Regions from separate parts of the Homo sapiens genome. Here region 2 is linked to region 1. Evidence: chromatin contacts called from ENCODE Hi-C or POLR2A ChIA-PET data. All regions are on one chromosome and are shown on one strand. Each heading gives the region's core, a stretch centred on a gene start or an enhancer-like site at or near the end of the contact. The rest is flanking DNA. Distances are from core to core; before and after follow the strand shown. Region 1 holds the start of CSNK1G1 (casein kinase 1 gamma 1). Region 2 overlaps TRIP4 (thyroid hormone receptor interactor 4).

The links. Hi-C counts contacts between places; a loop is a spot of excess contacts on that map. ChIA-PET counts read pairs that join two places held with the same protein, here RNA polymerase II (POLR2A). Pooled maps may share reads with other maps.
Region 2: a pooled map shows a loop between it and region 1 (2.4-fold over the local background). The contact joins the enhancer-like site here to the promoter of CSNK1G1 in region 1. A Hi-C loop is called at or near these places in 5 of 50 pooled maps. POLR2A ChIA-PET finds 5 or more read pairs at or near these places in 8 of 52 experiments (B cell, CD4-positive, alpha-beta T cell, OCI-LY7 and 4 more).

What each region holds. Positions count from the first base shown.
Region 1 is chr15:64,354,489-64,358,256 of GRCh38, forward strand. It overlaps CSNK1G1 (casein kinase 1 gamma 1), which reads right to left and starts at 1,685. Exons shown (of 12, transcript NM_022048.5): 1 at 1,500-1,685. RefSeq lists silencers at 951-1,010, 1,401-1,460, 1,571-1,620.
Region 2 is chr15:64,428,420-64,432,187 of GRCh38, forward strand. All of the region lies in intron 11 of TRIP4 (thyroid hormone receptor interactor 4), which reads left to right. Among named protein-coding and RNA genes, the nearest start is that of ZNF609, 30 kb to the right of the region's middle. RefSeq lists enhancers at 1,595-2,106, 2,107-2,618. Within about 2 kb of position 2,017, at least 10 of the 41 ENCODE cell types and tissues checked have a DNase peak (open chromatin) inside an H3K27ac peak, as active enhancers do; they include CD4-positive, alpha-beta T cell, where a contact is called at or near this core.

The sequences.
Region 1 (3,768 bases), core at 435-2,934:
ATTTCAATAAATGGGCCATATTCTACTTTATTATTTTGAATTTTAAGAAACTACTGATAACTGAATTTCATGCTACCTACGATCAATTTCGAGAAGACACTGAAAGTCCTATTGTATGCATTTTTTTTTCAAAATTATCCGGTTGCTTTCCTATCTCAAACCTCGTTTCACAAAACTGGGCTGCCTTGACTGTGTATGATTAATGGTAATAATTTATCTTCTAATTCAAAGGTGGTTCCGTTTAAAATGGGATGTTACTTATAATACAGGTAAGAATTTTAACTCATACTACTTATGAAGAAACAAAAGCTCTGGTAGGTTCCATGACTTGCCCAAGGTCAGTAACTAGCAACTGGCATAGTCTAGGTTCAACCCAAGATTTATCTGCCTGAAAGTCAATACTTCCACTTGACCGCAATTATCTCCTTAAAAGATTAAGACACAGGCTCAACAGCAGAACATTCATTCTCTCTCTGAAAATTCACATATCTGTTCTGAGACATCACTACACAGCACCTAGTATTCAGTCACTGATTGAAACAAAAATGAAGAGGATCTTTCTACTTCATTTAAATTAGGACAGGTTTACTGGCAGGTAAGAAAGAGGCTGCAAAAGCCTTGCCTCAACATGTCTTGCCTAGACCTGTGATACATCTATATGGTTTCCCCAGTCCATTCTTTTTAAATAAACACGTACATCTACTACACAAGACTACACCTGGACTAGCCTATTGTTAAATGCTTTTCAGAATTCCACTTTTCTAAGGTAATTTATACCGGAATTAATATCGAGCTGGGAGACTTGGTTGAATATGTCATTCAGGCACTTTCCAAACATCTTAAGTGTCATTTAGGGGCAACAAACCCAGTTCCACTCTCTTTTACATTGTGATGCCTGCCCACTTGGGGGACATTGCTCCTGTAGGACGTGGGGGCGAGGAAACAGTAAAGGAAGAAGTGGGGGAAGCGTACGGAAGTTGGGTAGAGGAAAGTCTCATTACCCACTCTTGTGCCCTAAGCTCCGCCAAGGGCGGCTCCCCGCGGTACCCAGTCGACTCAGAACCCCCACAACCTTCGAAGTCCAGCTCTGTCCCAGCGGGGTGGGTAGGGAAAGAGGGCAATGGAAGCACGGGATAGCCCCAGTCACCCTGACGAGATCTGTGCCCTCCTTTTGGCTCCCGGGGGATGCTCCCCCTTTCAGAGTAAGCCCTCCAGGTGGCAAACTCCCGGTCCACACCGGCTAGAGTCAGTTTCTCGGAAGGGGCGCCTCCTCCGCCTACCTCTACCCCGCTAACCGAAACTCTCCACCCGCTGTGTCCCTCAGCCCCTCCATTCCGCCCCCGCAACCCTCCACAGACACAAACGCCAGCCTGCGCCCCACCCGGGATCACGGCGTCCCCCACCCACGCCCAGGAAAGGGCCCCCCACCAACCCCCTCAGACACACACACACCCCCTCAGACTTCAGCCTACAGAACCCCGACGAAGCCGGGCAGATACCTGGTCCAGCAGTGCTGCAAGGCGCAAATGAGGCGGGCGCGGTCCCCTCCCCGAGGCGCCAAGTGCTTCTCTACCCACCCGCAGCGGTGGTTTCTCTCTTTCCCAGGAGCGGGAGGGAGGGGAGAAGGCGGACGGGAGGGGGAAGGCGAGGAGCCGAGGGGCGGCTGGAGCCGAACCGGAACCACTAGCGCGGCCCCGCCCTCGTCCCGGAGTCGCAGAGTACCCTGGCGGGCCTAATAGGACAAACTTTGGGCAGGCAGCGTTAAACTGACACCATCACTTCCGGGTTATCCCCACGGCTGCCCCCTCCTTAGCAACCGCGTGGGGTTGCTAAGCGGAAGTGCCTTCAAAGCAACCCACCCCCATTTCTTCTGGGACTACCAGAAGATATATCGGGAGCACTGAGCTCTGCTTTGGCAACACGCTCTTACCTTCTGCTCAAGATCTTAGACCAAGTACACGCTTCGCTGCCAGAGGCACGAAACCCATCCCGCTTTTCCCTTCAACTGTACTCCTCCACCAAGCCCCCGTCTCTATATACTCCTGCTCCCTCCCACCCTTAATCCCGTGGCTGACCCAGTGGCTGTTCCTAAGGCTCCAGGCTCCTCTCTCAGGTCCCTCGAGGGAATTATTTTCTGACGGTTTAGCAAGCATCTCCCTCTTGTGGATTTTTAATTGTGTTTCAACCAGATTTTTAAAATTTCTTTCAATGTTGTGAAAGGTTTTTCATGCACTTAGTTCTCCTGTGACAGCCCATGAAGCCGAATGGTTAGAAAAATGTTGTCTTCACCTACATTTTGTAAGAGCTGCACATGTTTGTGTAAGGTCTGGAATTAACCTAGCCAAATGGAATAGGCAAAAAAGATTCAATGTAACTCGACAGTTATTTTAATCCTTAAAACAGAGAGCAGGGCACATGTTCTCAGGACCTCTTGAGACTGCGCCTCGGGGGCGGGGTGGTGGTGGAAAAAAGACAGAAAACAAAGAAAAAGGCTAAAGGGAGCCCATAATCAAATTTGGGAAGGAAGAAGACTGTCTAATCCTCCACTCAAAACTCAAAATATGCCGGGTGCGGTGGCTCACACCTGTAATCCCAACACTTTGGGAAGCCGAGACTGGCGGATCACGAGGTCAGGAGATGGAGACCATCCTGGCCAACATGGTGAAACTCCGTCTCTACTAAAAATACAAAAATTGGCCGGGCGCGGTGGCTCGCGCCTGTAGTCCTCCTGTAAGCACTTTGGGAGGCCGAGGCGGGCAGATCACGAGGTCAGGAGATGGAGACCATCCTGGCCAACATGGTGAAACCCCGTCTCTACTAAAATACAAAAAATTGGCTGGGGGTGGTGGCACGTGCCTGTAGTCCCAGTTACACGGGAGGCTGAAGCAGGGGAATTGCTTGAACCCGGGAGGCGGAGATTGCAGTGAGCCGAGATCGTGCCATTGCACTCCAATGGCACTCCAGCCTGATGACAGAGCGAGACTCCGTCTCAAAAATAATAATAAATAAATAAACAAACAAACAAAAATTAGCTGGGCGTGGTGGCGTGTGCCTGTAGTCCCAGCTACTCGGGAGACTGAGGCAGGAGAATCGCGGGAACCCGGGAGGCGGAGGTTGCAGTGAGCCGAGACCGCGCCACTGCCCTGCAGCATGGAGACAGAGCTAGACTCCGTCTAAAAAAAAAAAAAAAAACCTTCAAAATAAACTTTCATACCGACACTATGGATAAGAAAAGAGACCTCATTTATTGTGTCTGGGTGATTTGGGGTTTGAAAATATTGGGAAAATGAATGGTTGGGGTAAAAGTTAACAAAGTAATACTCGAAAAAAACAACTCGTATCTGGAGGCTGGGTGCGGTGGCTCACGCCTGTAATCTCAGCACTTTGGGAAGCCGAGGCCTGAGGATCACCTGAGGTAAGGAGTTCGAGACCAGCCTGGCCAAACTGGTGAAACCCTGTCTCTATTAAAAATAGAAAAATTAGCTGGGCGTGGTGGTGGGCACCTGTGATCCCACCTACTCGGGAGGCTGAGGCATGAGAATCATTTGAACCCAGAAGGCAGACGTTGCAGTGAGCCGAGATTGCGCCATTGCACTCCAGCCTGGGCAACAGAGCGAGACTCCGTTTCAGAAAAAAGAAAAAAAAAAAAAAAAGGAAAAGAACCCATATCGTTATGGCAGGTAAAATATTCAGAGAAATGCAGTTGGGCATTCAGAGAAAAATGAGTAAAAATCTTCATTTGGTTTTCCTATCTTAAATAGGTCTTCT
Region 2 (3,768 bases), core at 767-3,266, 74 kb after region 1:
CTTTGAACAGCATGTAGAAGTGCAGGAATCCTCCCATATGTTTCCAGCTAGAGGTGCTGGCAACTCTCTTTATGAATGTCTCTGATATATAACATTAAAATATAACAGAAGCCACTAGGCTTCATCAGACATGGGAATCCCATACCCATTTTCCCTATGGTTGGCTTTTCTGTAACTTTTTCCCACTGTTTCTTTTTTCTTTTTTTTGAGACGGAGTCTCACTCTGTTGCCCAGGCTGGAATGCAGTGGTGCAATCTTGGCTCACTGCAACCTCTGCCTCTCAGGATCAAGCGATTCTCTTGCCTCACCCTCCTGAGTAGCTGGGATTACAGGCACATACCACCACACCTGGCCATTTTTTTTTGTATTTTTAGTAGAAGCAGGGTTTCACCATGTTGGTCAGGCTGGTCTCGAACTCCTGACATCAGGTGATACACCCGCATTGACCTCCCAAAGTGCTGGGATTACAGGTGTGAGCCACTGTGCCTGGCCTCCACTGTTTCTTTTCTGTGTTTAAGGGTAGCATATGAATTTATTTAGAATTGATGTTAGCCCTATTTTTATCTTATTTATTGAGTAAAGAGTTTATCAGTTTTAAAAGTTGTAGCTTTTGGGTTGGGCGTGGTGGCTCATGCCTATAATCCCAGCACTTTGGGAGGCCGAGGCGGGTGGATCACTTGAGGCTAGGAGTTCGAGACCAGCCTGGCCAACATGGTGAAACCCCGTCTCTACTAAAAAACTACAAAAATTAGCCAGGCGTGGTGGCAGGAGCCTGTAATCTCAGCTTCTGGGGAGGCTGAGGCAGGAGAATTGCTTGAACCTGGGAGGCAGAGGTTGCAGTGAGCCGAGATTGTGCCACTGCACTCCAGCCTGAGTGACAAGAGCAAAATTCTGTCTCAAAAAAAATAAAATAAAAATAAAAAAAGAAATGTAGTTGTCTAATCTATTATACCAGCCTCATTCTTGTTTTCTGAATGAATGAGTTGAGAGTTTAGGAATAATGGCTCTTGACTAGCATTTACCAAACTATTCCATGGCATAGGTGTTCTCTGAAACACAAATTTGGGAAATACCTTTGGATTAAACAGATCTGTTTACTGTAGAACATCTCAGAGCCCTTAATATGCTAGTGTGGATTATGACTCTCTATGAGGTGGATATAACATGCAGTGTTCTCAAAACTTTGAGCATAAATTAATCCCCCACCCAAACATGCACTACCTATTTACATACTACAGAACTGGTATCATGGTATTTACAGTTTAGGAGTGTTAGTCTAAGTATGCTTGATTTTTCTGTATTCTCATAGGTCAACTCACTGAGAGAGAACCATCTAGGAAGTAGTTTCCTAACTGTGACCTGTGCCTTCCCTTCAGTATCTCCATATTCATTTATCACCCAGTTGAATTGCATTTTCTTTGAAAACTAATGTGGATCTAGTAATTTTTACTTCAACTGAAACTAACTTCCTGTGTGACTTGGACCACATTTTGCCTTTACATGCTGTTCCTTTTTCTTTTCCCCCCAAAATTCAGTAATTTACTTCTGACCTCACATTCTTGGCCTTTCTTTGATAAGTTAAAATACACTAAACCCTCACTATTTTTGGCATAGTGTGATCATTTAGTCCTCTTAAAAAAAGAAAATCGAAAAGGTTTTGTTAGTGGTTGTTTTAAAATCAAGTGCACTACACTGTTAAATGGCTTTAAAAATATGTGCTTTCTCCTGAGCCATGAACTAGTCTTCCTTTTTATCTTCTAAGATTAGTATGGCCAACATGACTAATTTGTGCCAGAAAAAATTCCTCTAGATCCTCAACCCTCCTGAGTAATGGCAGAGGATCAGCCTAGAGAAGGTAGAAGTGATATAGAAAAGGCTATGGGTTCAACTCAGGGTAAAAAGGTAGATGAGAGCCATCTCGTTAAAGCTTCTCCTGTGATTCCCCTGGAAGGAGCCCATGCTGTTTGCCAGCATTTTATCTGCCAGCAGCAGATGTAAGCTCTCAAAAACAGCAGGGAGGATGTTGACTGCAACAATGCATCAAGGCTGTGGTTTGTAACCTCAATAGTAAGGCAGTTAAAACTTTTTTTTTTTAACAAAGACATTTTGATTGCCAAATCCATAACCATTAGCAGCTGTGGTTTGAACAGTTCTCTAGACCTAACAAGTTTTCAAACAAAAAGTTGAGTTGGTGGCTTTTGTTTCTACGTGTCTGTGTTGTGTTTGTGCTATTTATATCCCTGCCTTCAATAGAAAATCTGATTTGTCTGAAATCTCCAAGGTCATTGATTATTCTATTTCTTCTGAACTGAATCCATTCCTTTCCTGCCAGCTTACTGACCCTTTAGTCTATTTGATCTTACAGCTTTTACAATAGCCAAGACCCTATCTTCAAGGAATTATGCTGAAGCAGTTATACTGCTGGGTGCCTGTTTCCAATAATTGACGGCAGTAGACTTGTAGTCTTCCAATAGGGAAGAGAATATTACTTCTTCCTTTTTCTAGAAAAGTATCTTCAGGATCTAGGAGAATTTGCTGGAAGAAAAGTAAGCAATTTTTAAAACTTTAAAAAAAAAAGAGTATCCAAGCAACATAGATCTTCAGGAAGATTCCAAGTATCACTTCGTTTGTGGAAATCATCAGCTTCTATCACCAATGAATTGTCTGTGAGTCTGAGAGATGAGAAATTAGAAAATGAAGGATTTAATAGTCAGTATTCAAACCAGGCACTGGAATTCAAAATGCAGTCCACAAATTCTCTTTTAAAATATGTGAAAATGTCCTGTCTGTTGTACTGAGAAAATCTGCCAATATATAGACCTCAAAATATTCCGATAACAGCCCTCACGATGAGGGCTGTTATCTGAGACTCAACAAGAAGAAAAATTGTTATGTTACTAACAACTAGCTTAACCCTGGACAATTCATTAAAATCACAGCTCACTTGAGTGAGATATAGGGAATGTAGTTTTGGAATTCTCTTGAAGACTGGAACATTGACAGGCTGGGCACGGTGGCTCACGCCTGTAATCCCAGCACTTTGGGAGGCGGAGGCTGGTGGATCATGAGGTCAGGAGTTCAAGACCAGCCTGGCCAACATGGTGAAACCCTGTCTCTACTAAAAATACAAAAAAAAATTAGCTGGGTGTGGTAGTGGGTGCCCGTAATCCCAGCTACTTGGGAGGCTGAGGCAGGAGAATCACTTGAACCCGGGAGGCAGAGGTTGCAGTGAGCAGAGATTGCACCACTGCACTCCAGCCTGGGCAACAGCGTGAGACTCCATCTCAAATTAAAAAAAAAAACAAAACTGGAACATTGACTAGAGTTTCTAGATCAAAACAGACTGTCTTTAGGGTTATTTGCAGTCTGGGTATTAAGTACCCACTTAAATGGTTTCAGAAACCATTTATATTATATATATATATATATTTTTTTTATCCAAAGAGCATTGTGTTTTCTTTTTTTTTTTTTTTTTTTTTTTTGAGACGGAGTCGTACTCTGTCGTCCAGGGTGGTGGAGTGCAGTGGAGTGATCTTGGCTCACTGCAACCTCTGCCTCCTAGGTTCGAGCAATTCTCCTGCCTCAGCCTCCTGAGTAGCTGGGATTGCAGGTACGCACCACCACGCCCGGCTAATTTTTGTATTTTTAGTAGAGACAGGGTTTCACCATGTTGGCCAGGCTAGTCTTGAACTCTTGACCTCGTGATCCGCCTGCCTCGGCCTCCCAAAGTGCTGGGATTACAGGCATGAGCCACCATGCCTGGCTGAG